3 separate regions of the Mus musculus genome follow, and regions 2 and 3 are each linked to region 1. The links are chromatin loops, found by intact Hi-C in ENCODE. Cell type or tissue: left cerebral cortex. All regions are shown on one strand. Region 1 holds the start of Gtf2h2 (general transcription factor II H, polypeptide 2). Region 2 holds the start of Rad17 (RAD17 checkpoint clamp loader component). Region 3 overlaps Marveld2 (MARVEL (membrane-associating) domain containing 2).

The links. A loop is a pair of places that touch in the nucleus more often than their neighbours do. Peaks named below come from ENCODE experiments on the same cell type or tissue, not always from the same donor. Only the 100,000 strongest peaks of a DNase experiment are listed, where the experiment ranks them.
Region 2: a loop joins it to region 1, with 3.0 times the contacts of the local background. A loop is called at or near these places in 11 of 42 quality-filtered maps.
Region 3: it touches region 1 in a loop (2.8-fold over the local background); 9 of 42 quality-filtered maps call a loop at or near these places.

What each region holds. Positions count from the first base shown.
Region 1 is chr13:100,488,262-100,496,261 of GRCm38, forward strand. It overlaps Gtf2h2 (general transcription factor II H, polypeptide 2), which reads right to left and starts at 4,348. Exons shown (of 16, transcript NM_022011.4): 1 at 4,196-4,348; 2 at 1,815-1,903; 3 at 1,222-1,299; 4 at 875-911; 5 at 588-674. The coding sequence starts at 1,870. In left cerebral cortex, CTCF peaks have their summits at 4,397 (motif pointing right) and 6,312 (motif pointing left); DNase peaks (open chromatin) are centred at 156, 2,404, 4,101 and 4,349; H3K4me3 peaks cover 1,255 bases; H3K27ac peaks cover 1,197 bases.
Region 2 is chr13:100,646,781-100,654,780 of GRCm38, forward strand. It overlaps Rad17 (RAD17 checkpoint clamp loader component), which reads right to left and starts at 4,281. Exons shown (of 17, transcript NM_001044371.2): 1 at 4,170-4,281; 2 at 2,898-3,001. The coding sequence starts at 2,939. Ak6 (adenylate kinase 6) reads left to right here and starts at 4,563. Exons shown (of 5, transcript NM_027592.3): 1 at 4,563-4,665; 2 at 7,411-7,503. The coding sequence starts at 4,638. It overlaps Taf9 (TATA-box binding protein associated factor 9), which reads left to right and starts at 4,563. Exons shown (of 3, transcript NM_027139.5): 1 at 4,563-4,665; 2 at 7,411-7,503. In left cerebral cortex, a CTCF peak has its summit at 4,204; DNase peaks (open chromatin) are centred at 4,317, 4,769 and 5,227; H3K4me3 peaks cover 2,569 bases; H3K27ac peaks cover 1,309 bases.
Region 3 is chr13:100,590,477-100,598,476 of GRCm38, forward strand. Marveld2 (MARVEL (membrane-associating) domain containing 2) reads right to left here. Exons shown (of 7, transcript NM_001038602.4): 6 at 7,326-7,376; 7 at 5,481-6,935. The coding sequence ends at 6,813. Among named protein-coding and RNA genes, the nearest start is that of Gm24261, 9.9 kb to the right of the region's middle. In left cerebral cortex, a CTCF peak has its summit at 3,736 (motif pointing left); a DNase peak (open chromatin) is centred at 3,745; H3K27ac peaks cover 325 bases.

The DNA of each region.
Region 1 (8,000 bases):
TCAGCATCCTTTGCCTTCAGCCAATGAGATGCCCCTTCCTGGAGACTCTCACCACCATCCCCAAAATTATACAATCCCTGGATCACCCAGAACAAAGCCTATGCAGCCAATCCACCCCCAATGAAACACCATGAACAAGCAAGCCGTTTCACGGAGCAGCTGCACCACAGGGAAGAACGTCGCCCACACTAAGACTCCCACCCCTCTGCACTCAGCACTCAGCACTCTGCACTCTGCACTCACTCCCAACCAGCCTGGAATCTTGCTTGTCCCAGGCCCTGATTTCCCCTCCTAGCCTTGCTCTGATGCCCCAAAGGGAGACCCAGATTCCGGACTCCCCGCCCCAGACTTTGCCCAACCCTCCTTGAGCTGATTTATCTGTGTATCAGCTGTGTCCAGATACAACCAGCAGAGAGGCAGAACACGGGACCAACATTTCTACTCAGTTAACATTTGTTACTAATTGGAAAAAAAAGCAAAACAAAATTTCCTGTACTCTTAAACTGTTATATAATATATATTTTTACTTATACATATGTATATACCCTTTCCCTACATTTAGCACAAACTTAGGGAGTCTACTATACCTTTAAAGTGCAAGTCAGTCTATTGGGCTTTAAATCCTGATCTTCCATTGTTCTCGATCCATCCACCACCACATACAGGTGGCGCATCTACCAAAAACAAGGAGAAATGTCCAAGTACATTTTTGAGGAAGAAGCAAAATTATTACTTACTATTCAAATATTCTAGGCATAAGTTTTAAATCTATTCGTTTAAAAGGTTGTTGTTTCACTGTTTATTCTGTCAAGTCAGAATATTTCTCTGATCCAAACTAGTTCTGCACAAACTAACAGAAAAATTCCTAACATACCATTCCAAGTCGGACTTGTCCATGGTGCTCAAACACTCTGTTAAAATTATAAAAAAACAGTTAATTGAACATCACAGCTACCAAAACTCAATAAAACAATCTGTGTCTTTTTCATTAATTATTAACTTTTGAAATACATAAAACTAAAGGCATCATGGGTAGTCTCTGGAGACCACTTTTCTTGGGGGCAAGGGCTACTTGCTAGCTCTTTACCCCTAGTCAGACAATTGTGGTAAGCTTCCCTAAGCACACAGTTAAAAAGAAATATGAAGGACGGTCACAGAGGGACAGAAAGGCTTCGAGAACCTCTTTTCCTTTTGTAACTCTTTCTCAAAAGCAGCTCATACCTTTTCCTCTTTGCCTTGAAGAGAATATCTTCTATTGTAGCTTTAAGTGATCCAGTTTCATCTTCTTTAAGAATTTCCCTGAAAGCAATATTTATTAGTTTGAAATAAGCTAAAAATACTAATCCAATAAAAAGTAAAACATACAAAGATCTGTATATGTATGTTCGCAGCAGCACAATCCATAATAACAAAAAACTGGAAGTTGATGAAAACATCTCAAATGCTGAATGAATGCACAAAATGTAGCATAAGAGTATAGAGATATTCTCCAGCAATTACAAAGGAGCACATTCAACATGAAGGAGCTGTGAAATTTACATCAAATGGGCAGGAAAGGTGATCTGTAGGTCATGACAGTGTGTACAGGTGGTGGGGACGGAATGAGTATAAAGGCACTTACTGCCCTCATTTACTGTTCTAAAAGTAGTTTATGGCAAGAGTTATACAAAACAGTAAATATTTTTCAAAAGAATTTCACTGGGTTGTCAACTGAGATATATTGAATTTTAATACACATGAAACACACTTTAATAAAACTGAAGTTAAAGAGAAAGAGACAGTATCTACAGCACGGCCAATTACATCTAACTTACCAGGTTCTCTCATAGCCTCCTTCCCACCGCTTGGTTCTCTCAGGTTCTTCATCCATGGTGCTTATAATGATATATATGCTTATTCAACTCTGTAAAAAAAAAAAAAAAATAGATCACCAATTAACCTAATTACTTAACAGTTAGGGACAAAGTTTAAAATATCAGAATGCAAGGTCATTTTATTCTTGCAGTGTATTCAGTAACTATTCTATGAAAATACAAAATTCTCAGTTGGGCAGTGGTGGCACAAGCCAGCATGGTCTACAGAGCGAGCTCTAGAGTGAGCTCCAGAGCAAGTTCCGGGACAGCCAAGGCTACACACAAAGTAACCCTCTCTCAAAGAAAAAAAAAAAGTCAGAAGATTAGAGACTAGTCCTAAGGGGCTTTTTATGAAACCTGCTACAATATAACGTTATTAATTAAATTCTGTATATTTCCCACGGAGTCATCATTTGCCTCAGAAAACTTGATCGTTTGTCTTTAAAAGGTAAAAATACCTCAGACTGGCAAATGCTTACTCAGCATCCTATCCTCCATGTGCAAGAATAGCTGTCAGCCCAGACAGTTCCTATCTGAAACCGCAGACAGGGAACTAAAGCCAGAACGTTATTCCCTGAGCCTCTCATGCTGATGCACCCTTCCCTCTTCAAGCCCAGACTGGGCTACACAATGAGACTCAAGCCCCTCAAACACCACTGTGAACATAAAAGTAAAGTTCTGCCTGGACATGGTGGAACTGATGGGAGGTGACTCGGAAATAAAAGATAAAAGACAGGTATCTGTAGAAGCAGGACTGGCTTTTTTACTCAGAAACAGGAGGGCAGAGGCAGGTGGATCTCGAGCCCAGTCTGGTCTACTAACAGAGTCTAGGACAACCAGGGCTCTGTTACACAGAGAAACTCTGTCTCGAAAACCAAAAAAGTAAAAAAATTAAAAGGATGAGCCCTTAGAAGAGGGAACAAAATACCCATGGGAGGAGTTAAAGAGACAAAGTTCGGAGCAGAGACTGAAGGAATGACCATCCAGAAACTGCCCCACCTGGGGATCCATCCCATATACAGTCACCAAACCAAGATACTATTGCAGATGCCAACAAGAGCTTGCTGACAGGAGCCTGATATAGCTGCCTCCTGAGAGGCTCTGCCAGTGCCTGCCAAATACAGAAGTGGATGCTCACAGCCATCCATTGGACAGAGCACAGGGTCCTCAATGAAGGAGCTAGAGAAAGTACCCAAGGAGCTGAAGGGGTGTGCAAGCCCCCTAGGAGGAACAACAATATGAACTAACCAGTACCCCCAGAGCTCCCAGGGACTAAACCACCAACCAAAGAGTACACATGGTGGGACTCATGGCTCTAGCTGCATAGGATGGCCTAGTTTGTCATCAATGGGAGGAGAGGCCCTTGGTCGTGTGAAGACTCTAAGCCCCAGTATAGGGGAATGTCAGGGCCAGGAAGCAGGAGTGGGTGGGTTGGTGAACAGGGGAAGGGGTAGGAAATAGGGGGTTTTCGGAGGGGAAACCAGGAAAGGGGATAACATTGGAACTGTAAATAAAAAAAAAATAATAATTTTAAAAAATAACAAAACTATGAGCCTGGCTGTGGTGGAGCACACCTTTAGTCCCAGCACTCGGAAGGCAGAAGCAGGCAGATCTCTAAAGTTCAAGGCCACCCTAGTCTACAAAGTGAGTTCCAGGACTGCCAACACTACACAGAGAAACCATCTCCAAATTAATTAATTAATTAATTAAAAATAAATAAAATTTCTGTTCAGGATGAGCAGAGTGGAATACACCTGTGATCCCAGCACACGTGTGTGCGTGTGCACACACAGTTCGCATAATATTACTTTTAAGCTTTTTAAATGTTGCTCCACCGCATCAACATTTGCTTTATATTTTACTCTTCTATTACTCTCTTAAATTCAGAGAAAATGAGAAGCAACGAGTAAACGCCGCACACTTTTTGGCTGGGTATACGGGGCCTCTTTATGATGGAGAATCCAACCGGGGAGAAGTTAGAAGTCCCCACGCCGCAGCCAGATCACCCGTTTCTTAGACTTTCCGTCATCACACCCAGCCGCCCCGGGAGATGCTCACGGTGAGCTCCTCGCGTGCACCCGCGAGCCGCAGCGCGCATGGCCACTGCGGAGGCTCTGCCTCGCCTTACCCTGCCTGGCCCGAGGTCAAGGGTGATTTACTGTCCCCCGTGTTCAGAGAGGGACAGCTCGGGGCTGCAAACTCGCTTCGGGCCACACAGACTCACGGCAAACGGCAGCCCTGCAGCGAGAACTTTCCTCAGGCGGAAGCTGCCGCGCTCCCTGCACACGCCCCCACCCCCTCCGCCCTCCAGGTCCCCCCCGAGGCCAACCCGGGCTTTGCACCTCGGTCCTCAGCTCCAGGCTTCTTCTCCTGTCCGCCTCACTCCAGCCCTCCACAGCCTCAGGACCCCGCAGGTCTCCTCGCGTAGACCCACCAGCCTCGACGAGACGACCCTCACCGGAAGTACCGGCAGTCTGAGTGCGCCGCCAAAATTCTTCCGCAGCGCGCTGGAGCCACGGGAAAAAAAAAATGTTCCGGCGGCAGAGGGCAGCTGCTGCCAGAAGAGGGAGCTAGGGAGCAAGTGGTGCCCAAGAGCGTAACTGCCTTCCAGTTCACCAATATTTCTGCTGTGGGGTGCATTTCTATAGACCAAACAGCTAAAACTACAAGTTCTGGATACGTTATACATGCGTTTAGGGAGGTTTTTTTTTGTCCGTGGGTTTTGTTTTGTTGGGTTTTGTTTAGTATCTGGATGTTTTTGCCTGCGTGCATGTCTGTGCACCATGTTCGTGCCTAGTTGGGGCAGGGGACGGAAGATGGCATCTGATCCCCTGGAACTGAAGTTACAGATGTTTGCTATCTGCCATGTGGATGATGGAAATCAAATCCGGACCCTCTGGAATAGCAACAAGTGCTCTTAACTGCATAGCCATAGCCCCACCTGCCGCCCCACCCCCACGAGCGCCAAGCATGCTCTTTAACCCAAAAATAAGAGGATTCCCCCAATAAAATAAAAATACATCTAAGCATATTTGTGAATAGAAGTAAGACACATTCGAACTTTTCCCACTCATAACTTTGGCTCTGTAAAATAGTCTTAGAAACTAAGACTGAGCTAGGAAGACGAAGGGCACCATTCTCTGACTTTTTTTTTTAAAAAACAATTTTCCTGCTAAGTCACTCACTCTCTTCTGTAGTTCTCTTGAACACAAGGAATGGCAAGACTGATCTGTAAACATCCTTATGACGTGGAACCGAGACTACTCCCAAGCAAAGAGCAAGCCTGGCAGGACAGATCACCTCCCACATGAGGGCAACTACGTATGGTGGGGAGGCTGAAAGCTGGCGCTGGGGTAACTACCTCGCCATAAACAGTCTGCCTCGGAGTAATGACATCACTAGCAAGGTCTCCAGAAACCCTTGCGAAACAAGGCCTTTGTTGGCATAAGTGATCAGACCCATGCCTTGACCAGATCACCTGACCAGACCACAGGCTCTGTCATCTATGCACACCACAAGCCCCTCCCATTTCCCTTTTCTATAAAATGTCAAAGTTCATCTCAGCCCCTCGAAGACAGACTTGGTATATGCAAACCCCTTTATCTGTTTTTCTCATCATGGCCACCTTAATAAAACCCTTTTCTCTGTCATTCATCATTACGTGTCTCTTTGGCAAACTGAGACGCGTGGCCAGACAAGTCTGCTAGGACTGCTGGAACAGGGGGTTTTTATTAAAACTTTGTTAACAGGGTACCAAAGCAAAACAAAATGTGCACAGAAATCATGGTAGTCTCAGTATAACTATGACTAATATTCCAATCACATATAAAGTAACAATAAAATTATCTTACCTAGTGAAATACCTTTTCAAGCTGTGAAACTAAGAACAACCGTAAAGAAAGAATTGAATAAAACCTGGGTGTGGTGGTACATACCGATTATACCAGAACTAGGGAGATTGAAGCAGGATTACAAGCCCAAGACTGGCCTGGGCTGTATTATAAGACCTCGTGTAAGTCCCTCTCTATTCCTCTCTCTTTCCCTCTCCCTCCCTGAGTGTGGTGTGTGTGTGTCCATAGCTGGCTGGCACAATGAAGTTAGAAAATCTGGGAACAGCTTGGGTAGTGTAACTGAAATACAAAAAGCGTTTAATTTGAAAGGCTGCAAGAAAGTGAGCCTTAACAACCCAATACTTTTTTGTTTTGTTTTTTGTTTGGTGTACACGGGGTTTCTTTGTGTAGTCCTGGCAATCCTAGAACTAGCTCTGTAAATTAGACTGGCCTTGAACTCACAGAGATTTGCCAACCTTAGCCTCTGTTAGGGTTAAAAAAGATTTAATTAGGGCTGGTGAGATAGCTCCGTGATTAAAAGCACTGGCTGCTCTTCCAGAGATCCTGAGTTCAATTCCCAGCAACCACATGGTGGCTCACAACCATCTGTAGTGGGATCGGACGCCCTCTTCAGGCAGGCGGATGTATATGCAGCAGAGCACACAGACATTAAATAAAAATTTTAAAAAAGACCTAGTTAAGCAGGTGGTGTGGTGGCGTGTGCCTTTAATCCCACCACTCGGGAGGCAGAGGCAGGCGGGTTTCTGAGTTCGAGGCCAGCCTGGTCTACAAAGTGAGTTCCAGGACAGCCAGGGCTACACAGAGAAACCCTGTCTCGAAAAAAAAAAAATTAGTTATGCATACTCTATCTGCATGTACACCTGCATGCCAGAAGAGAGCATTAGATCCCATTATGGATCCACCATGTGGTTGCTGGGAATTAAACTCAGGACTTCTGGAAGAGCAGCCAGAGTTCTTAACCACTGAGTCACCTCTTCCGCCCTCATCCAAATGCCTCTAAGTTGAAACCAAATAATAGAGCAAAATACTCGTTTTAAATTTCTATGACTAGGGTGTAGACAAGTGTGAGACCTGGGTTTCGTCCCCAGCACCACACACACATATGAAGTGGAAACTTAAGGGTTCTTTGGAAAGTCAGTTATGTTGGATGGCATTTTGCTGGGGCAAACACATGATGGAGTGTTTTCCTAAAGCAGACAGGTAAAGGAACCTTTCACTGAAGCAGACACGAGAGAGAAGATGCTCTGCTAAAGCAAGCGCATGAAAGGACACATGGTAAAGGAGTCTTTGCTAACGACACGCATGTATTGGTCTGCCTTTACACTGCGTAGTTGAGCTCCTTTTGTTGGGACTCCATAGAGAGAAACGCACGAAGAGACTTCTGGTGGTGTTCTGTGGCTTGTTGCTTCTGCTGACCCAGGCCAATTGGCAGAGTGATGGCAGCTGAGACAAGACTCATGTGAAGTTTCGCTAAGTCAGACTCATGTGCTGAGGCCAGACCCATGGAGAACATGTGATGTTTGCAGGGAGTATAAATAGGACTCAACAGACAATGACAGAGGTGGGGCTTGGCTTGCTGGTACAGCCCGCTGTGCGATGCTTGTTTATCTCCACACTTCCCGAGAGAGGCACAGCCCAGAACTTCTTCTGAATGTCCTTCCTGGTCCCTCCTGCTGACTTGTACCAATTCATCTCAGGCCTGGCCATCCCTGCTAGGTCATGCCACTGCTGCTGCTATCCCAACACTACTGTACTGAACTGCTGGTATACCCAAGAAGTGTTGGCAAGTGAAGAATTCCCATACACCAAGGGGAATCAGCCTTCTGCTCTGGTCATTCTTGACTCTTTCAGGTCTTTACAGATTCTTCAGATTTCAGATGAAGCTTTTCATATTAATATAAAGTACTTCAAATACATTCAAAACTAAAACAAGATACTTAGACTAGACAGAGCAACCCTACATGACACAGTATATCACTTAGCAGTCAGTACCCTACATGACACAGTGTATCACTTAGCACTCAGTACTCTACATCACCCAGTGCATCACTTAGCAGTCAGTGCCCTACATCACACAGGGTGTAACTTAGCACTCAGTACCCTACATGACACAGTGCATCACTTAGCAGTCAGTGCCCTACATCACACAGTGTATCACTTAGCACTCAGTACCCTACATGACACAGTGCATCACTTAGCAGTCAGTGCCCTACATCACACAGTGTATCACTTAGCACTCAGTACCCTACATGACACAGTGCATCACTTAGCAGTCAGTGCCCTACACTACACAATG
Region 2 (8,000 bases), 160 kb after region 1:
AAAAAAAAAAAAAAAAAAAAAATTGGCCTTTAAGTACCCATGTAAAAATGCATGTGTAGCTACATATGCATATGATACCATATTGGAAAGAAGAAATACCAAGATTGCTGGAGTTGATAGCCAGCCAGTCTAGTCAAGGGTAAACTAGTTCAGTGAGAAGCCCTATCTCAAAGGTAGAGAAATGACTGAGGAAGACACTCAGTAATGATCTCTGGCCTACACACGCACATTATATACCTATGCATGTTTACTTTTTAAAATGTTAAGGGCTGGAGAGGTGGCTCAGTGGTTAAGAGCACTGATTGCTCTTCTGAAGGTCCTGAGTTCAAATCCCAGAAACCACATGGAAAAAAAGTTTTTAAAAGATTTTATTTATTTTATATATATGAGTACACTGTCACTGTCTTCAGACACACTAGAAGAGGGCATCAGATCCCATTACAGATGACTGTGAGCCATCATGTGGTTGCTAGGAATTGAACTCAGGACCTAGGAAGAAGAGTCAGGGCTCTTAACCACTGAGCCATCTCTCCAGCCCCCACATATTTACTTTTTTGAGACAGGGTTCTCTGTGTAGCCCTGGCTGTCCTAGAACTCACTCTGTAGACCAGTCTAGCCTCAAACTCAGTGATCCTGCCTCGGCCTCCCATGAAAGGTACGTGCCACCACAACCCCATGTTTATCTTAAGACTTTATAAAGATAAAGGTGAAAAATCATGATGCTAAACCTGGTGATTATGACTGCATTGTATTTTTTTTTTTTGCAGTGTATGAAGCAACCAACACTTTAATAAGTGAGACAGGCTTTCTGGGGAAGGTGATTTTTTTTCATGGAACTATCTAGGGAAAGAATATTGGAATCACCAGAACAGGAAAGTCCATGTGTTCTAGTCCAATAGAAACTGCTAACCTCACCACATCTCCCTCTATTACTTCCTTTTCTTTAAAAAAACCTTTGTAAAAGCCAGGTGGTGGTAGTACACCCCAGTATCTGGGAAGGAGAGGCAGGGGTAAATCCGAGTTCAAGGCCAGCCTGGTCTACAAAGCAAGTACTAGAAGAGCTAGGGCTACAGAGAAACCCTGTCTCAAAAAAAAAAAAAAAAACAAAATGAATAAATAAAAATAAAAACCTTCATAAATGCATATAAAAATGTCAAATCAAGCAATTTTAACCTAAAATAACAGTACTAAAAAGGTTTTAAGATAATGAAATTTTCTAAATGTCTAGGCATGGCAGCACTAACTTCTAACTCCAGCATTTGAGAGGAGAGCAGCAGGTTTGAAAATACACTGGCCCACATGAGAACCTGACTCAAAAACTTAAAATCAAACAAACAAAAGTTTAAAAATGGATTTTTTTTAATGTGCACTGTGTTTCGCCTGCAATGTATATCTGCACGAGATGTGTCAGACCCACTGGAACTGGACTTACAGTTATAAGTTGCCATGTGGGTCTAGGAATTGAACCTTGGTCCTCTGGAAGAGCTCTTAACTGCTGAGCAATCTCTCCAGCACCCTAAGAGTGGATTTTAATACTCTATTACGTTAGAAAAATCTAACATATCACGTGGTTTTCGAAATTTCCTGCCTAACTAATGGGGAAACAAGAATACACTCTCTTAAAGGATCCTCTGCTTCCGTTAGCAACATGGTTTAGCAATAGAATGCTCATCTGACGTCGCTACGCCCTGGCTTCAGTCTCGATGTCTGAGATGGAAGAGGAGGGAGATCAGAAAAGGAGGGAACTTATAGTTGTGAACTCCTTGTTAGATAATATTCCTCTCACAGACAGACTCCAAAACTGAAATTGAGAATAAGGCTTATGGGAAGAAATGTGGACTGATAACTATTTTATCAATCTAATCCACACGTCACCCTTTGGTCAAAGGGTCAAAAATATTATCAGAAGTAGAAGAAAGAAGATGTACAGAAAGAAAAAAATGTTGTCATAGCCACCTGACTCATTTCTTCTATGTCAAAGGATTGACAATGATACTATAATCATTTTCTTCCTGCTATATTTAAAAGTGCATGAAAATAGTTTTATACTAAACCTTCTGAAGACAATATTGATTTGTATGTTATTTATACACGTTGTACTTTTATTTCTTACTTCCATCTACCGTGAGAAAGAAAAACAGCAAAGTTATATAATTTACTTGAAATCAGAAAAAAAGGGCTGGTGAGATGGCTCAGTGGGTTAGAGCACCCGACTGCTCTTCCAGAGGTCCGGAGTTCAAATCCCAGCAACCACATGGTGGCTCACAACCATCTGTAACAAGCTCTGATGCCCTCTTCTGGGGTATCTGAAGACAGCTACAGTGTACTTACATATAATAAATAAATAAATCTTTAAAAAAAAAAAAAAAAGAAATCAGAAAAAAAATTAGAGTTCCCTTAGGGAAACGGCTCCCAGTTCTCTTGCATGAGTCTACACTTCCTCACAATTCCTATCTTGCTGAAAAAGGACACACTGACTGAACATCAGGTAGAGCCTGTGGTTAAGCTAGCCAACAACCACATATGTATCTCTTAAGAGTAACTGGAATTACAAATGCTTTTTCAAAACTGGGCGTAGTGGTTCAAGCCCTTAATCCCAGCACTCAGAAGACAGAGGCCAGCCAGATCTAAAATTGAGTTCCAAGATATCCAAGTCTACAAAAAGAAACTGTTTTGAAAAAGTAAAAGAGAGAAGAAAAGAAAATTAAAGAAAAGAAAAAAAGGAGGCTTTTCATAATTATGGTTATAGTTGTTTTGCAGCTTACCAGACTTCAGATCACTGATTGTAACAGACACTGGACTATCACTACTTTGACAGGCATAAAGCACTGAGAACAAACAAACTTTTCTCATTTTCTTTAGGCAATCACCACATGACCATTTTATGTATATCATACCTTTGTGGAAGACACCTTTGGTCTAAGGAAAGTTTCTGACATTATAAACTTTAACAGTTCCCATCAGTAGCATACAATTTAGAGTATGTTGAAGTATAATTCACCTTGGGGAAAAAAGAAAAACAGCTCAAATTATTTAAAAAAAAACTGTAAATACAGGATTAATACCAAAATACATAATCAACCAAGAAATAAGGGCTCAAATAAAGATGTTAAAATCTTAAAGTAAATTTTAAATGATTACAATTTAATCAGATAATCTATCTATGATGGTATAATATAAATAAAAGCTGTTCATAAAAACTCAATGATGGGGCTGGAGAGATGGCTCAGCGGTTAAGAACACTCACTGACTGCTCTTCCGAAGGTTCTGAGTTCAAATCCCAGCAACCACATGGTGGCTCACAACCATCTGTAACAAGATCTGACACCCTCTTCTGGAGTGTCTAAAGACAGCTACAGTGTACTTACATATAATAAATAAATAAATCTTAAAAAAAAAAACTCAACGATGAATGAAACAGAAAAACCATATATTTGTGCACTTACCTTTTATTATAAAGAAAAACTAATCCCATATAAACATTTTTATTTTTATGCTGAAAATTGTATTTCATGTCATGCTACCAAGTACTGTGGATTTACAATTTAAGGGGGAAAAAATGAAATGAGACTCATTAGTCACTTTGGATAAATGTATATATTGGAAGGTGCACCCATCTATTTTAGAGTTGTAGGTACACACAAGCCCACACGCTGAAAACTTTGGCACCCAATAAAACAAATCATCTTCTCCTATCTAATTTAGGATTATGGCCTGACCTTTCAAAGGGACACAAAAACGTCTGCTTAAGAAATTATAGTTGTCGAAATGAAAGATGCTCAATGATCAGGGCTCTTTGAAAACAAGACTGACAGTCACCTCCTTCGATAAACAAACAACCGTCTCTGATGATATCAGGCTCGGGAAACGCGCCGGAGATAACGAGAACTTCAACACTACCCCTAGCCTATCCACCTCCACCTCACACACTGCACAGGGGACAGGGACACAAAGCTCACACGTCAGTCCTTAGGTGTTTCTGCAATCACCAGTGAGCGGAGCTGACACCTCGCACCATGGCTCCAGGCCAGGGCTCCTCACCTACATCCTACACCAGTCCAGACTGGAGGGCGGGCCGGGAAGGACACAGCCCAGGTATGCGTGAAGACACAGCTGACCTCACGCCTCTGGGATATTAATAAATCAAGCGGAAGCCGCGGCGTCCTTACTTTCCGGGAGCTGCGTCCCCTCGCGGGCGGAAAAAAGCGGAGAACCGGGGCTGTACTTCGCCACCCAGCCCTCCCGGCTCAGCCGCAGGCTGTTGGAGGGCCCGCCTCCTGGGGACCTTCCTCACGGACGGCGCTTCCGCGACGCAGCCAGAGGGGAGGGGCCGGCAAGCGAGCAAGGGACGTAGGCGTCCAGCGCACTGCCTGACCCGAAACGCAGGCGGGTCTCGGGGCCCGGCTTCCCACCATTAGATGGAAGCGTAGGACCCGAGGCCAGCGGAGTTCCTGGTGCGTGCCGAGGTAGGGTCTGAGTGCGTGCGAGCCCGGCGGAGGGCCTCGAGGGAACCTAGCCGCGTACAGGCGCACGAGACCGCCCCTCCGCACGCACGCCCGCCCTTTCCGGTTCCTCCCTGGCAAGCGCGTCGGGGCGGGCGCGTGAGCGGAGGCTTTGGCTGCAGGGGAAGGAGGACTATGAAGCTTCCGAATATCCTGCTCACCGGTTAGGGCGCGCAACGGGGTCGGGTCGGGCCGGGCCGGGGTTTGCCGAGGGCTGTGAGGTCCCGGGGGCGCTCCGCAGGCCGCGCGGCGTGCCGTGTCGGCTGGCGCGTCAGGACCCGGCGCTCGCGACCGTTGGGGTGGGGGGCGGGGGAAGCGGCGGAGGCGGCGGTTCGGTTGGTCAGACGCCGCGCCGAGGAGAGGGAGAGCGGCAGGCCGGCTCCTGCTCTCCCGCTGCCCCGTCGCTCCGCCGGACGCTTGGCCTTTGTCAATCTGGTATCTTTGCCTGGAGAACGGGCTGCTGAGCCTTTGTCGCGGTCGGGCTTGGGGTTTTTAAAAATCGAGGTGCGGTGAGGCAGTTTTTAGCCGTTAGGAGATGTGGTGATGGTGGGTACCCCAGTCTTTGGGCCTTCTTGGTCGTCACCTTCTTATTTTATTTTTTATTTTTAGATACCCCTTTGCTTTTGAGAAACACTTCCCGAAAGGTTTCTGTAGATGATTTTTGGGATGCTTGTGAAGAGACGTGACTAATGAACTGTTACTTTGTTCGGTTCGCGCCACGGGCTTTGTTGTTGTTTCAGTGTTAAGGTTTCTGAGCGTTTGTGGTGATCTGGAGCTGATCGTGGGTGGGACGTTTCGGAGCTTTAATAAGAAAGGTTAAGTTGTAGCGTTTAGTAGCGTCATAGGCCAGTTGTACAAAGATGGGATGGATATAGATAAAGATGCCATCACTTTACTGAAAAAAGTTCAGCTGCTGTTTTGTCAGGTAACGAATCAGGTGAGGTTGTTGTCTGTCTTAGCTCTGCAGGCTTTAGCTTTGAGATTCCTTAGGAACATTTTACAATATCTGATTTGCATGGCCAGACAGTTTCTTGGGGCTTTCAGATTCTGAAGCCAGTAGGCTGCAGAGAATGCTGTAGATCAGTTGGTAGACTACTCACTAGTAGGCAGGAAGCCCTGGAATCAGGTCCCCAGAACAACATAGACTAGATGGGGTGGCATATGTCTGTTATTCCAATACTAGGGAGGATGAGAAGTCAAAGGCCAACCTAGAACCGTGCCGGTTGGCGGGAGGGGGGAAAGCAGTGGGGAGGGACGGACAAGAGTTACATCATAAGAACTCTGTAGATCTGAATGGGAGTGTTGAATACAGAAAGGGTTCACGAGCGCTGAGTAAGAGTTGGGATTGATGTGTTCTTACAGTGGAAGTATATTTTTTTTGACTATAGAGACATGATTTTTCAGGATTTCTTACAATGTTCAAGTTGACATAAGTTTGAACATTATGCATTTGATTGTCTTAAGGGTATTAGCTATAAGCAGGGCAGTGGTGGCACAAGCCTTTAATCCCAGCACTTGGGAGGCAGAGGCAGGCGGATTTCTGAGTTCGAGGCCAGCCTGGTCTACAGAGTGAGTTCCAGGACAGTCAGGGCTACACAGAGAAACCCTGTCTCGAAAAAAAACAAAAACAGGGGGAAGTGGAGGGTATTAGCTGTAAAAGGAGAAAAGCAAACTATGTATAGTGTCATTTATAAGGGTATCTATGCTGTGTGGATATATACAGTGTGTATGTATACACTTACTTAAATACACACCAAGTATCCCTTAGATACACACAAACACATAGAAAGTTAAGTAAGAAACTGGTTTAAAGTAGCTCCCTCTGGGGAAGGTATTTCTGTTAGGGGAAATGGTAGTAATGGTATTGCTCATACTAAACTTTTTTTCCATTGAATTTTTTTTTTTAAGATTTATTTATTATATGTAAGTACACTGTAGCTGTCTTCAGACACCCCAGAAGAGGGCATCAGATCTTATTAAGGATGGTTGTGAGCCACCATGTGGTTGCTGGGATTTGAACTCACGACCTTTGGAAGAGCAGTTGGTGCTCTCAACTGCTGAGCCATCTCTCCAGCCCCATTGAATGTTTTTTTGGGGGGTGGGGGTTTGTTTGGTTTTTTTGTTTGTTTGTTTGTTTTGGTTTTGGTTTGGTTTGGTTTTGGTTTTTCGAGACAGGGTTTCTCTGTGTAGCCCTGGCTGTCCTGGAACTCACTCTGTAGACCAGGATGGCCTCGAACTCAGAAATCCACCTGCCTCTGCCTCCCCAGTGCTGGGATTAAAGGCGTGCGCCACCATGCCCGGCCCATTGAATGTTTTTTAAGCTTTTTATTAACGCAATAAGTGATAATAGTGTATTTGAGGTGCCTAATTTTTTTGTTTTGTTTTTTTGTTTGTTTGTTTTTTTAAGACCGGGTTTCTCTGTATAGCTCAAGCTGTCTTGGAACTTACTTTGTAGACCAGGCTGGCCTTGAACTCAGAAATCCGCCTGCCTCTGCCTCCCGAGTGCTGTGATTAAAGGCATGGGCCACCACGCCCGGCAAGGTGTCTAATTTTATGCTGGGAATTTTGTTGTTGGCAGGCAGAATTGGCATCAAAATTGCTGCAGTCCTATCCCTGGAGATTAGGATATAGACACTAGTAGACAGTAATTTCTGGAGAATTTTTTGGTTGGTTGGTTTGGTTTGGTTTTGAGATAGGGCTTTCCTATGTGGCCCTGGCTGTCCTGACACTGTGTAGCCTAGTCTGGTCTTGAAGCCCCAGAGACTCTCACCTGCCTCTGCCCCAAGTGCTGGGATTAAAGACGTACACCACCATACCAGGCTTTATATCAGTTAAGAACCTTAAGGGCAGAAGATGGCTGACAAATAAGTAGTATTTGAACAGTATTTTTCTGTGTCTAATCTTACAGGTACACCAGGGGTTGGAAAAACCACACTAGGCAAAGAACTTGCATCAAGATCAGGCCTGAAGTACGTTAACGTGGGAGATCTAGCTCGAGAAGGTAAGGGTCACTTTGATGTTGCGTTTTTGTTTTTAAGTCAGGTAATAGAGTGTTAGTCCTGCTAAGTGTTGCTAGAGGTCCAGAAAGCAGAAGGATCCTGGTAGTAAGCAGTTCTGTTGTGCTAGGGACCTGAGAAAGAAAAAGTGTCACATGTATAGCAGATAGTAGCATCACATGGTTATTTTGGACATTTTCCCTTCCCTAACCCAAAATAACTAGAATTGTTGCAAAGAGTAATAATTAGGAGAGTTTCTGTTAGGAGACTCGATAGATAAGATCTGAATATGAAGAAGAGGGAAAATGCTGTGTTCAGCAGACACAAAGGTTTGAGTGATTTTAAATGACTATACGAGACATACTGATCTCTCAGGAAGGACAGGTTACTGTGAACTCAAACCATTAGAACATGACTATGTTATTTTTTAAAAATCATTTTGACAGTTGCATGCCCAGACTCATTGCATATAAAGTGTGGTAGTTTTACTTATTTTATCCTG
Region 3 (8,000 bases), 100 kb after region 1:
GGTACCCAAAATGGGTTGTCTTCATTCTGTGGGAAAACACAGATAGCTCCCCTGGATCTTATCAAGATAGGATCCGGGCCATACCATTTATTATCAAGGACATTTTTCCATTTAACCATCTCATTGGGCCTATCTGGCTCTGAACAATGACGTTCAGCCGCAGTATGGCCATGAACATCAATATTTAAAAAATTGAGTGTAAAGAGTGCCAAAGACACCGACACTCTTGGTGCTCGGGGTACAGTCTCTTCAAAAGTTCCCCTCTTCTGTTTTATAAGATAGGCTTTGAGGGTGCGATGCGCACGCTCAACAATACCCTGTCCTTGAGGGTTGTATGGAAGTCCAGTCAGGTGGGTTACGTCCATCTGACGGCAGAACTGCTGAAATTTTTGCGACGTATAAGCTGGTCCATTATCAGTCTTAAGGAGTCTGGGTTTCCCCCAAGCACTCCATGCCTCAAGACAATGTTGAATCACATGTGAGGCTTTTTCTCCAGTTAACGGAGAAGCAAACATGATGCCAGAACATGTGTCAATGGACACATGGAGATATTGAAGTTTTCCAAAGGAAGAAACATGTGTAACATCCATTTGCCAGACCTGTAGAGGTCGAATACCGCGTGGGTTAATTCCCACATGAGGAACTGGCAAGAACTCACAGCAGCTTTGACATTGAGTAACAATGTCACGGGCTTCTTTTCTTGTCAAGGAGAAACGACTGCGTAATGTTTCAGCCGTCACATGAAAATTATTATGAAAATTTCTTGCAGCCTCTACCGGGGATGATAGGGCAGCAGCCACCACTTTAGTGGCCTTATCTGCCAAATCATTTCCCAGAGCCATGGGGCCAGGTAGGCCTGAGTGGGCTCTAACATGAGTAATATAAACAGGAGATCTTCTAGATAACAAAACTAATTGTATCTGCTGAAAAATATTGGCAACTCTACTGGAAGGCTTAATCACTCCAGCCACTTCTAAAAGATTTACTGCATTTACCACATAACAGGAATCTGACACAATATTAAGGGGTTTTAAAAAGGTTTTTAAAACTTCTAAGACCACTAAACATTCTACCACTTGAGGTGAATTTTCATTATATTGTTTGGATACCACTTTACCATTAGCCACATAGGCACCTATGCCAGTTTTTGATCCATCAGTATATACCACAATCCCATTTTTAAGTGGGTTTCTTACTGTTATTTGTGGAAACACAACAGATTGATTTTGGGCAAACTGTAAGATTGGATGTTTTGGATAATGGTTATCTATTTTTCCTGAAAAGGAGGTAACTAAAACTGCCCAATCATTAGATGCGGCTGCCAAGGTTTGAACCTGTGCAGCGGTATAAGGTACAATTAAAAGATATGGACTTTGCCCAAAGTGGGTGATTGCTGCTTTTAGGCCTTTAAGGGCAAGCTGTGCAATTGCATCAGGATACCAATCTATTATTTTAGCTGGGGATACGTTTGGATGGATCCACAACAATGGCCCATTCTGCCACAAAACTGCAGTTGGTAATTGTGCTGTCTTAAAGACACACAAACTGAAAGGCTGCGAATCCTCAATACGTTGTAATTGTGCATTCTGTAAGGCTTTTTCCACCTTTTGTAAGGCCTGGTTAGCAGCTAGAGTAAGAGTCCTAGGGGAGGAGATATGAGGATCTCCTTCTAAAATACTAAACAAAGGCCTTAACTCAGCGGAAGGAATCTTTAAAAAAGGTCTGAGCCAATTAATATCTCCCAACAGCTTTTGAAAATCATTTAAGGTATGGAGGTGATCTCTTCTTATCTCTACCTTTTGGGGCACAATCTTATCTGGGGACACCACAGAGCCCAAGAATTGTCCTGTATCAGAAATTTGGACCTTTTCTGTGGCTATCTGTAGACCCCACTGACTTAAAGTTTTAAGTAGAAAAGGATATGCCTTTTGTAGCATGGTAAGGTCTTTATGGCACAGGAGGATGTCATCCATGTAAAGGAGCAAAATTAAAGAGGGGAATTGTTCCCTCACTGGCAAAAGAGCTTTTTGCACATAAAGCTGGCACATTGTAGGACTATTGGACATCCCCTGTGGTAAGACCTTCCATTGATACCTCTTATCAGGTTTAGCAGAATAAGCTCTCTGACCCGTTAACAAATCAAAAGTCCACTCTCTCTGCTCTGGAGTTAAAGCAGCAGCGTTTGCTCGGGCCTGCGCCTGTGCCGCCTCCTGCCACAGAGCTCGCCATTCCACATATTTGGCCATACTAGGGAGAGCGGCTTTTGCAATCATTTGCCAGTCAGCAGGCGTTAGTGCCATACCAGCGAGCCTGTCTAACTGTACCAAGGTAAAATTAGCATTGGTTCCGTATTTACGAACCGACTCGGCAATTTCCTTAATCTGTACGTATTCTACCGGAGCGTGGACACGCCCACCCTCGGCTCCTTCAAAGACTGGAAATGCCTGTTCTATTTTCCTTTGTTCCTCTCGGGGAATGAATGAGTCTGCGCACTGCCTCTCTGCGCACTGCCTCTCTGCGCACCTCTCTGCGCATTGCCTCTCTGCGCATTGCTGACGCACTACGCAGGGCGGGGGCTCCGCATAGGGCGGACCTTGAAACCGACTGCCGGGAGGTTGAACAGTACGCTGACTTTCGCCAGCCGCTTTTGGCTTTTTTCTTGACCAATTAGCTGGCTGGTAATGGGCTGCTTCTTCCTCCCAGTCTGTTTCCTCAGAGGAGGATTCTTCACTTGCTTCAGAGCTACTAAGAGCTGGCTTCCTGAGCTCATCTAGTGACGAGTATCTCCTAGAGACCTCCGCTAATCGATCTTTCTTCTTTTCCCTTTTTCCTCTTTTTCTTCTAATCTCTCTCCAGGTATTCTTACCTGACCTAAACTTTTCCTCGGGTTCAAGACCCTTGGAAAGGCCTGTATACTTACCGTTTCTCCTTGCTCCTACTCTCTCTCCCCGCTTTACTTCTGATAGACTGTCCTGAATTTCCTCTAGAATTTTCAGCCCTATCTTAAGCACTATATAACATGTGAAAAGGAACAAAAGGGCTTCTAACACTAGAAAAAATTTAAGGCCAAACATAACTTGTAAAGCCATTTTCCACTTTACTTCTGATAGACTGTCTTGAATTTCCTTAGAAAGTTCAAGATCAGACTTACCTCGTTCCCCAGCTGAAAAGTTCTGAATTCATACAGTTGAATCCTTCTTAACAGTCTGCTTTACGGGAACCTTTATCACCGTCGTTCCCCAGCTGATGAGTTCTGAATTCGGCAGTTGAATCCTTCTCAACAGTCTGTGTTACGGGAACCTTTATAAACGTGATCCGTAGTTCTGGTTCTGAAATGAAGTATCCCTCCTGCGCCAGTCCGGAGTTTTTTCTCGTCCCGGAATTCGGCACCAATTGTTATTAGACGCGTTCTCACGACCGGCCAGGAAGAACACAACAACCAGAATCTTCTACGGCAAAGCTTTATTGCTTACATCTTTATCGGGCCAGAGTGTAAGAAGCAAGAGAGCGCAAGAAGCAAGAGAGAGAGAAAAACGAAACCCCTTCTATTTTAAAGAGAACAACCATTGCCTAGGGCGCATCACTCCCTGATTGGCTGCAGCCCATGGCCGAGCTGACGTTCACGGGAAAAACAGAGTACAAGTAGTCGTAAATACCCTTGGCTCATGCGCAGATTATTTGTTTACCAACTTAGAACACAGGATGTCAGCGCCATCTTGTGACGGCGAATGTGGGGGCGGCTTCCCACACTCACTGACAGCCATCTCTGTGTCACCTTCCTTCCTCATAAAGAAGAAACCGAATCTTTCTCCTGTTAATCAGACAATGTCTCCTGTTTCCCAGTCGCCTTTCTCCCTTTCCCCCTTTTATGCTGACTAATAATGTTGTGACTTCGGTCTTGGTGAATTGCTTCTGTGTATGTGAATAGCATTGTGGAGACAATAGGCCGAACCGGTCGGTACACACAACCTCCAGAGTCCACCCTTTATTAACAATGAACTATTCTTTGGCTCAAGAAAATTTCTTACCAGTAACATTACCAAGCCAAAACTCTACAACTACACGTCAGGGTGTTCAGGTTTACAAAAGGCCTCTTGTACCTTCTGTCATCTGTCACTGCTCAATCAGGTAGATCTGCTTTGAGGTCATGTGACTTCAGCCTAATCCCTTGTTCTATCATCTGGTATGAACATCAAAAGCTTTAGTATAATGAAATTACATTAAAATGAAATAAGTAAGCACAAAGACATTTGTTTCTGAAAAGAGACCTAATCTAGCTTTAGCCCAAAATAAAAGCAAATATTACACAAATCTAGGTTTTTGTATTTTAGTGTTTTGAGATGGTTGGAACCCACTCTGTAGACTGGGCTGGACTCAAACTCAAGAGATCCCCCTGCCTCTGCCTTCCAAGCTCTGGGATTAAAGGTGTTTGCCACTGCAGGCCAGCTTTTTATCTTTTTTTTTTTTTTTTTTCCTTGTTTGGTTATTTCAAGTCAGGTGTGTCTCTGTGTAGCCCTGTCTGTCCAGGAACTCACTCTGTAGACCAGTTTGGTCACAAACTCAGATCTGTCTGTGTCTGCCTCCTGAGTGCTGGGATTAAAGGTGTGCGTTACCACTGACCAGCCAGCTCTATATCTTTATTGTGTGTGTGTGTGTGTGTGTGTGTGTGTGTGTGTGTGAGAGAGAGAGAGAGAGAGAGAGAAAGAGAGAGAGAGAGAGAGAGAGAGAAAGAGAGAGAGAGAGAGAGAGAGAGAGAGAGAGAGAGAGAGAGAGAGAGAGAGAGAGAGAGAGAGACACTCCAACTGGTGGCCTGGGTCTTGCCAAGTGCACCAGGCTGGGATCTCCCTGTCTGTAAGTCTGAGCTGGAATGACCCAGTCGTCTGGGAACTCACCTTGAAGCACTTCCGAGGACTCTCTCCTGACCTGTTTTGTTGTTATTGATTTTAGCCCTCGTGGGCCTGTAACTTTCTAGGAGCCTCCTACCTCTGACTGGGTCTGGGATTCTACGTGCTGGGATCACAGGCATGCATTTCCATGCCTGGTTTGTCATTAAATTCTTTCCAACAGGAGACATCACATGAGTGCTGTGACCTACGGGTATTTATGACTTTCCAGTTCTTTTCAAGAAAGTATTTATTAGCCTGGTGGTATTTATCTGCCTGCCCACATGTTCACTGCCTGCCAAACCCCTTCCCAGGTCTCACTCCTCTCCCTTCCCCCAACAAACTTTATAGCAGATCTGTTACATGGCATACTCAGGGCACACCTTGGCATGGGCCTGCCAGGTACCCCCTCGCCCTTATATTTCATAACAGTGGGTACTGGGAAGACCTCAGATTCTCAGCAAGAATAGTATGTGCACTTAACCGCTGTCTCTCCAGCCATCCAGTTTATCTTCTGATTAAGGAAAAGTATTCTTAAAACATTCTCGGCGAACACAGGAAGGTTTCAAAACCAGCCAATAAGGAGCACACACAAAACAGCAGGTAACTGACATTTTAATACACCTCTGTATTGATAGAACATTAAAAAATAAATCAGTGTTACAGCATCAGTCTTAAAAGATTAACATTTACAACTGTAGTAAAATAAAGTCTCACAAAGTTAAGTGTGTTTAACGTTTAAATTTAACGCTAACCTAAGCTTTTTAAATGTATGTACAAAACGGCAATATCTTGCATTAAAGAGAGAGGGGGTCCTTGCTCTGAAGCCCAGGCTGGCTTTGAACTCGACACACTCCTGCCTCTGCTCTTGAGTGTCAGGGTGGTGTGCACGTGCTACCATGTTTTATTTATTTACTACTTGTCTTTTTCCTCCTTTATTTTGTTTTTATTTGTTTCGTGCTCTGAGACAAGGTCTCACTACAAAAGTTAGTCTGCAAGAGTATTGCCAGGTTTCACTGACAAATAAAACAAAACAAAACAAAACTTTGTCATCAGCACCCAGAACTTTCCAGGCCTCTGCCAGCTCCACTCATTAATTACTTTGGTTTCGCTACTTTGTAAAACCCTTCGGACATTGATTGGTTAATTGTTTGACTGGAAGCTGTAGTGGGTGGAAACTGTCACACAGATGGGGTAGGTGTGGCAATGAATCACAGGGGAGACACCAAGTAAACTGAAAGGCTTAGCTCTCACATGCACACAGCGTGGGCTGTGGGACACGGGGATCTATGCACAGTGACCCTGATTACAGGCATGGAGGCCGTGAGGGGCCATAACAGTTCACAGGCAGCAGTGAAACTTCCACTTAAGGCTACAGTGCTAAAGGCGGAAAAACGCCAGGGCATTATGGGACACGCGCCTCTGGTTAGCTGCTGACCCTTGCTCACTATGGACTGCTTCCTGAGACTCATCCTGTGTAGCTCATCCTCCAAAAACGGGCCCACAGCCCTCCCCACACGAACGTGGCTCTTCCATAGCAGCAGCAGCAGCAACAGCAGGAGGCTCTGTTCCAGATGCTTGAGAAATAAAGGTGAGCACATATGGTCTCATAACTGCCCTATGAGGTAGGTATCATTTTACAAAAGAAACAGGCACAGAGGACTGACCAACTCGCCCAAGAGCACAGAGTGTGACAACTGATCTTGCTTCAAGCCCTTGTTCATCAGAAGAACCTTAAACTATCCCAGCTGAATACGCTGTCCCCCTCATCTCAGTAAAGGCCCTCGCGGGTTTGAAACGGTTTTGAGATGTCTGAGTGAAGTCACAGTGCGTTTGCCTAGGATGTGCTTCAACCAAGCGGAAGATGACCTGGAGGTGCCTGCTGCTCACCCAGGAGACCAGCACACAGCAGCAGCGGCTAAACAGTGTCTAGGGATAACCTTGCGTATCCCAATTCATCACTTTATCGTATTCTTGAATTCTTTGCTTTATGTGAGAGAGTTTGTTCTTGAGGTAATCGCAACGCTCCTTTTTTTCCAGAAACGAAGGGTCCTAGGAGAGAAACAGTCGTCATTCAGAACCGCTTCCCTCAGTGGTTAACACAAACACATCCTCAAGGAAAACTGCTGACACAGCAGGATTGCCCAGAGACACGACCTGCACAATACACAACATACCCTATGTTTTAGGTTCACAGCAAAACCAAGGGGAATGCACAGAGTAGAGGTACCCTTAGGAGTCAAAATACATGAAAAGGAAAGTGTAGGAAATATGAATAAAGTCTCTCCCATGTCTCTTCCAACTCCAGCCTTCACGGCATCTCAGGGTCGGCAGAGACTCGATGGAGAGACATTTAATAATTTAGCTTAAAAGAAATCAGAAATCTATCGGTTATCACCGGTGTACCAGGATAAGGACGAGTTGACCTAGAAAATTACTCACATTCTTCTTTTTCCTAAACTCTTCATGAATTCTTGAAATTCTCTCGTGTTCCTAAAAATAATATATTTTTATTAGTTAAAACACATATTTACTCAGATTATGTCTTACAGTTCACTGGGAATTAGAACAGAAAACTATTTTGCCAAGTATGTCAGCATCTGCCTGTAATTCTGGTATAGGGGTAGGGAGGAGTGGGGTGGGTGCCTCCCCTCTTACCTCCCGCTATGAATTCTCAATCTGTCTGGGCACAGAGGGAGACCCTGCCTCAAAAACAAAGCTCTCTATTTTTTTGCCCAAAGCTAGACAGAAAATACTTGCACAAAAATATAACTTACTAGACAAGTGTCTGCACATTAACTACCTACCAGGTGCTGGTCTCCAGGAGTGTGACAAGCAGCCATATGACCCTGGGTTAGCCACTTGTCCTAACATTCTTTTTCCCTGAAAATCATATCCATAGCCATCTCAAATGGTCATCAGGAGGGGTCACTTATTAGCAATGATTCTAATAAAGTGTTCGGTACATAAAGACCACAGCACTAGCTGTGACCACCCTCTCTGTCCTTGTAAAGCTCCTCCTGGTGAATCAGGGTAAAAAAAAAAGGCTGGGGCTCTTCAATATTCAGCTCTTCCTGAGAACAGCTAATATAAGGTCCCTTCTGATTTTATTATAAA